2 separate regions of the Homo sapiens genome follow, and region 1 is linked to region 2. Evidence: chromatin contacts called from ENCODE Hi-C data. All regions are on one chromosome and are shown on one strand. Each heading gives the region's core, a stretch centred on a gene start or an enhancer-like site at or near the end of the contact. The rest is flanking DNA. Distances are from core to core; before and after follow the strand shown. Region 1 has its middle 37 kb from the start of SLC38A11. Region 2 holds the start of GALNT3 (polypeptide N-acetylgalactosaminyltransferase 3).

Region 1 (3,254 bases), core at 542-3,041, 800 kb after region 2:
TGCCTCCCTGCTGCTGCCCGCTTTTCCCTTTTGATCTCTCTCTGGCTCTGACTCTGTCTCTGTCTCTCTCCCCTCCCCCGTCTCACCTCTCTCTCACAAGAGATTTTATTATCATCCAATGTCGTTCAGGAAGAGGATCATTTATTGCGTACTTTTTACAAGTTCAGCACTGTGCTAGCCTCTGTGGGGATTCCCAAAACAGGAAGTAGACAGGTGCCATAGGATGCGCAGAAGGAAGCGCTGGTGTAGGTGTGGTCCACAGATGACTGGAAGGGAAACGGAGCTTGCATTGGTGTCATTACCAACAGGTTTGTGATATGTATACATTTCTGGATGCAGTATGGTTAAACAGGCGCATTTAAAAGAGCCCCCACCCCAGAGGGTGAAAATATAGACCAAAAAAAAAGTTCATTAAAAAGCAAATTTTCACTAGTGGCTCTGTAACTATGAATTTACATTTTAAATTTCCTGATAACTTTTCAACCACAAAGATTGAGAGCCTGGCCAAATTATTTGGTTCTCTGCCCAAAGATTGGTAATAGAGTCACGTAGAATATTTTTTTCTCCTCTTTAAAGATGAATCAGAGGATGCTGGGTTTCACTGAACATTTCTGAAGATTTTCCACATCACAAAGCCCTCCAGGCACAGCTCAGCATTTTGTAGAACAGCGTTAAATCTTAAAAGAAGTAAAATGCTGCCCTCTCGTGGCGGATATACAAAACTGATGAAAACAGTATTCCTTCCTGTTATTGAAAAGCAGCCAAGTCCAAAGCAGAGAGCAGTATTTAGATTTTAAATGAGTTTGCAAATAAAAAGACTAGAGTACCTTAATATGACGTGAGTAAACCTTTCAGGAAATAAAATTTTAAATCAGATCAGATCAAAGTGTTCCAAAATGGGGCTTAATACTGTAATTACCACCATGACTCTGCATATATGCAGATTTTCCCCCAAGGAGTTCAAACTTTGACTCAAAATCCAGTAATCTTGAATCCTGGTCTAATCCTTACCATCTAAAGAAAGCACACTTAGAGTAATTGTTCAATAGAAAATTTATCAGGTCCTTCCTCATCCTGCCCCCAGCCAGATGTGTTCTCTTCCTGCTCTGAATTCCAATAAGACATAATGCTACATGTATATGGGTCTCTTTTTCTGTCGGCACGTAATAGTTTTAGAACCTTTGTGGCCTCTAAGATAGGCATGACACGTGGTGCATGCTTAAGAAATGTTTGAATAAATGAATGAATAAATAAATAGGAATTAAATGAATAAATGTATAGCTATGATAAATATTCCCTATTTCCCTTATTTAAGCAAAAAAAAATTACTATTTGTTATGCAAATACCAATGCCTGCAAGTCTTGTTGCACTGGCTCAGAGGCCATGCAACATATCTTTGAAAACAGTCAGGAAGGCAAGAGTGGCTCCAAATCAAGCCTGGGTGCATTGCTGTACTTTGTGGACATCAGGAATGGGCACTCTGGCTCTGCCTACTCCTGGATAGGCCCTACAAGGATTATACAGATTCTGACACATAAAAGCAAGGGAGAAGAATACCTGAGAAGCAGATTAAGGCAGGGTTCCTCACCCCACTGCCCACAGGAAATTCTCTTCAGTGGGCCACAGAGCTAAATGTACAAGCCAAATGCTTCCTGAAAGGTTGGTGCAGATGTAGTAAACAATAGCCTATGTAAGCACCACTGAACCACATCAGTCTAGAAGTTTCTGTTTCTGATTCAGGCACTGTTCCCAGGTCAGGTGCTCTGTGAGTGCTAGCTGGGAGTGGTGGTGTTGGTGGTGGTTGAGATATAACAACACATAGCAATATTAGATGCCTATTAAGTTCAGGCTCTGAATGACTCCTGCTTGCCCTTGGACAAGCAAGCTGGGAATGTGTGAATGTCAGCAGTGGGTATTTATACTTGGCTCCAAACTTCTCCAGACAAGTTCTTACTTGTTCCCCTCCACCAGTGGTTGCTTGAGCCTTTCTGCTGTTTAGCCTCATTCCTTTAAGCTGTGAACCCAGACTCCTCTTTTGAGTCCTTTTATGGATAACTTGATTCAGTCACAATGCAACAGACTCCAGGACAACTTTTTTTTTCTCTATCTCTGGCTCCCAGAACCACAGCATAAATTTAAAAAAAAAAAAAAAGGACTCCCTTCTGTGCACTTCTTGGGCACTGTGACAGCTGAAGGACAAGCCTGCCTTTCAGCCAGGATTCCATTTCCCTAGAGAATATTAGGTATTGGATGAGATAGGAGATGAGAGGTAAAAATGAACAGTGGCACACACACACACACACACACACACACACACACATGCTTCTAATTGCCAAACTTCTCTAAAGGATGCTTGAGACCTGTCCCACTTTCTTTAGCATTTACTAATTCCTTGACTTCCTCTGACCACAATACCCAGGCCTCTCTCTTATGGAGCTCTAGTGGCCCCCCTTGCTGAACATCATGGTCTTCTCTCAGTTCTTATTCTCTTTGACATCTTGCCAACATCTGACTTTTCTGACATCCTCAATTGCCTGTTCCTGGAACAGTCTTCTGATTTTCCTCCCAGGACTAATCACAAGTTAGTAAGAATCCAAGCAACTTTTATTTCTTTCATTGATTTATTTATTTTTTGAGACAGAGTCTTGCTCTGTTGCTCAGGCTGCAGTGCAGTGGTGTGATCATGACTCACTGCAGCCTCAAATTCCTGGGCTCCAGCAATCCTGCCATCTCAGCCTCCCAAGTAGCTGGGACTATGGGTATGTGCCACCATACCCAACTTTTTTTTTTCTTTTTTTTTTTTTGGTAGAGGCAGGGTCTTAATATGTTGCCTAGGTTGGTCTCAAACTCCTGGGCTCAATCAGTCCTCCCACCTCAGCTTCCCAAAGCACTGGGATTACAGATGTGACCACCACACACAGCCCATTTCTTTTAAAGCGTCCCAACATTTCCATATGTTTTAAATATTTATTGCTTCTAAATTAAAAGTTTAATACATATTCACAAAATATAGAGACATGATCTCATTTAGAGATCCAAATGTGAAGCTTGTGTGACTGTGAAGGCCCGCTGTGATGGGGCCATTGTAATAGGTTTCTCTTACCTCTCTACCTGGCTTTCACATCTCCTTCAATAACTTGCTTCCTCTTCTTGCTGCAAGACTGGGTCCTCAATCCCAATCTCTCTCCACTTACTTCCCCTTTGCCTACCAATCCTGCCTTCTAGCACCAGATGGTTTTTTGTTGTTGTTGTT
Region 2 (3,475 bases), core at 592-3,091:
TTGCTGTCAATGCATCTCAGTCCTTGGATTCCAGATTGTTATTCTATATCCATCTGCTCTGTCCTGATTGTCAGTGAAAAGTGTTGCTCTTCGCCTGGTGGGACATCAAAACTCTGACAATCTTTGGCTCTTCATTCAGAGATGGGTGGTGCGTGCAAAAGGGTACAGGTTTCTTGGTTATACATTTAGGATACCTTACAAATTTTCCAAAGACTAACATTAACCTCTGGTTAGGGGTAAACGACAAAGTGGCACAACGAAGAAGAAGGAGAAGGAGAAGAGAATTTCAGTAGTTAGTATTTTCAGTTCTGGACCTGGACCTAAGGAAAAACACTGCCAAGTTAGTATATCAATACACACAAGTATCTCCTGAACTATTTTTTTGTTTGTTTGTTTTTGGAGGGAAAGGGAGCTTGGCAATTGCTTGTAGGTACTGATATTAAAATGTTGCAAATACATGGAGGTTCCTTGGTGCTCGCAAAATAACCATGACATGTAAAACAAGCAAAGAACTACCTAGTTTACTAAAGTCTTAAACCCTAACTCATAGATGTCCTAGTATAAAATAGCACTATGGATGCTAAAACCAATGTCTTAGAGTAGTCAAATACTAAAGATACACTTGTTGATACTATACTAAACTGTATTTTAAACCTTATTTTTAGGTCACGCATAGCACTAATAAAACAGTGAATAAGCACCATAAGAGCATGTCAAAATGTAGGAGGAAGGCCACAACTAAACTTCATAGTAAAACCTACCACCATGTGATTAAACACGACACCAAAAAGTTTTTAGCTAGTTTTCTATTTATATCCCTAGATATCTTTGGGATAGGGCCAAAGAAATGAGTTCATAGAAAGGTATAAAGGCCATTTTAAGTCCTGGTTTTGGGTGTGTCAATGTTTGTTGCAGCAGCAGAAGGAAGGCTGAAACAGAAAGTTGTGTCATAAATGGAACAAATACTGTTTAACAATTTTTTTTTGTCTTAAAAACAGCAAAACCCACCATCTTCCTGGAGTCTGCGTTGTTCTCTTCCAGAATAGATGTTGAGCTTTTAAACAAACCTGCAGTAGAAGCAAGCCCTCTCCAGGAAATCCCAATCTCTTTCCAAACAGGGACAGCAAAGGTTCTCTCTGTTGTGGCTGTTTTTCCCTCTCTTCTGGGAATTGGTTTGCCTTCTGAGAGCATCCCAGGAAGGGGAGGTGCGCCCCAAATTGGCGAGGCTCTGCCAAATACCAAAGGCTCTTCTTTGGAAGAAGACTCCTCCTTTGGACGTGAGGCGCCCCTACCAGAGCGCCCGCGTACAGAAACGGAAACCACTAGCTGCGCTGAAGTGAGTCAAGTGATGAAATCAAGACTACACGGGAAGGAAGCTCACGAAACCTAACTGGTGACAGAAGCTGCTGAACCCTGCCCGAAGAAACCACATGAGCCAGCAGTTGCTGCCCTCCCGAAGTGGTCCTCGGAGGCAGCGCACCCCTTCATTTTGGCGAACCGAGGAGGAAGGGAGGAACCGTGTGGGGGAAATCTAGAACTTCTGGTTCCCCAAGGACCCAGCAGACTGTGTTCTGGCTACAAGGTGATCACTGCCACCAGGTCAGTGCAGGATTCCTCCAATGTAGATGGGCCGGGAGCCACAACTTGCGCGGAGCAGCAGCCTCGCCGACCACTCAGAGAGAAGCCGCGCGACAGCCAGGCTTGGCCCGGACGGCGCCCCCACCCTGCGCGCGCGATCCAAGGTTCTCACCTGGAGCGCTCAGGTAGGGCTGGGGCGGGGCGGGAGGCTGGCGCGCAGGCGCGGAAGTGGGGCCTCGCCCCTGCCGACGTCGCAGGCTGGAGCTCACCTGGGAGACTCCAAGTGGAAGCCGAGCCTCGGTTCTGCCTCTCCAGGCAACGCGGGAGGCCCAGCGGGAAGGCAGGAGGCGGCGGCGGAGGAGGAGCTCTACTGAGCCGCAACTGTGGCGACAGCAACCGGAGTCGCAGCCGCCGCCACCTGCACCTGGCGCCTAGCCCACGTCCAGCGCCTGCCCGGCCGCCGCTTCCCGCCACCCTGCCCTGCCCACCCGCCAGGTAAGCCGGCGGCAGGCGGAGGGAGACGCGGTACCCCTGGGCTGCGTTAGAGCAGGCGGGAGGACGGCCGCAGGGGTTCACGTGTTGGGGACAGGGCTACGGTCCAGGTGGCCGGTTGGAGACGGTCTCGAGAGCAGTGTGTCGGTTGCCCCTGGAGAGATCCCGAAAGGGGCGCCCTGGGCCAAGGGGCAGGTGGCGCCTCGGGGGGGAGCCCGGTCACACCCTCTCGCCCACGGTGCCCCCGCCAGTCCCTATGGGGCGGCCCCTGAGGAGCTGGACGGAGACCAAAGACCTGGTGGCCCCGGACTTGCCCTTGGGAGGGTCGCAGCGTGGGGACCCTGAGAGGGAGGGCCCGGCGGGAGGCGGGCGCGCTTCCACTCCGGCTAGCAGGTTGCCTGTCTCCTCCAGCCTCTCTGCCCGAGAGGACATCCCGCGACAGCGAAAGACATGGCTTTGCCAGGCAACTTTCCTAGCCGGGGACCCCAAACAGTTCTAGGCTGCAAACCGCGGCCGCCGAGCCATTTAAATGGTTTCCGAGTGGTTTGGAAAGGGCTCTGTGGCCGGGACGCGGACACCCCTCTCTCTCTGTTTCGACTCTGCACTTTTCCGGGTGCGCTCTCCAGGCCAGAGTTGGGCCCACTTTCCTGATCAATGGAGAAGAGTTCTTTTCTTCCGTGGCGGGAAGAAATCCAACTGCCACGCACCAACCACTCACCATCTCGTTAGAGGACCTGTTGACTTAAGGACCTGCATATCGCGGCTATGGTTTGCCTGTGGCATATGACTCAAAGGTTCAAAAAAACATTGTTTCAGGATCCTGCCACGTCTAAGCTTGGGTGTGCCAGGCCCAGATTCCTTTCCCTGCCTAATTAGGCTTTTCTGAAGCCTAAGAATTGAGGGTGAAACTGGCGCTTACCTTAGACTTTTATTTCCTTCTCTTTCCAACTCATCAAAGAAACTATTTCTGTTTTAAGAACCCCATCGAGTTACCAATATTTCCGATTCTTGAAAACGTTAACATAACTTGCTATAGAAGTTACACTACATAATGAAGACATTTACAGTCAAATTCTATAGCTAAAAAATATTAAAGTGACAGCATTTTAATTAGAAAATCTCTGCTTGTGGGAAAATCTGTTGCTTCTTTTATTGTATATATTTTTCTTTGCGTTTGTGGCTAAAATCCATGAGGTTAAAGTCACACGCTGCCATTAGATTCTTTTTTTTAATTTAACTTTTAATATCTGAAATCTAGTGCACATGTTAAACTTTCCAAGCAATTTGTACCGAGAATCAATCTTTATATATTGCTTTAACCAACATTTTTACGTAGAAGTTTCTGATAATAATAACAATTCCATTGTTTTGTTCTATCTCCACACATTTTAAAAATATTTTTTAA

The links. A loop is a pair of places that touch in the nucleus more often than their neighbours do. Pooled maps may share reads with other maps.
Region 1: a loop to region 2 is called in a pooled map, with 9 times the contacts of the local background. The contact joins the enhancer-like site here to the promoter of GALNT3 in region 2. A Hi-C loop is called at or near these places in 7 of 50 pooled maps.

What each region holds. Positions count from the first base shown.
Region 1 is chr2:164,990,473-164,993,726 of GRCh38, reverse strand. No RefSeq gene overlaps it. Among named protein-coding and RNA genes, the nearest start is that of SLC38A11, 37 kb to the right of the region's middle. Within about 2 kb of position 1,791, at least 7 of the 41 ENCODE cell types and tissues checked have a DNase peak (open chromatin) inside an H3K27ac peak, as active enhancers do.
Region 2 is chr2:165,792,613-165,796,087 of GRCh38, reverse strand. It overlaps GALNT3 (polypeptide N-acetylgalactosaminyltransferase 3), which reads left to right and starts at 1,841. Exons shown (of 11, transcript NM_004482.4): 1 at 1,841-2,073. It overlaps LOC124906086, which reads right to left and starts at 2,502. Exons shown (of 6, transcript XM_047446887.1): 1 at 2,296-2,502; 2 at 1,751-2,169; 3 at 1,009-1,288. The coding sequence starts at 2,502. RefSeq lists silencers at 1,899-2,048, 2,119-2,208 and enhancers at 1,279-2,184, 2,185-3,091.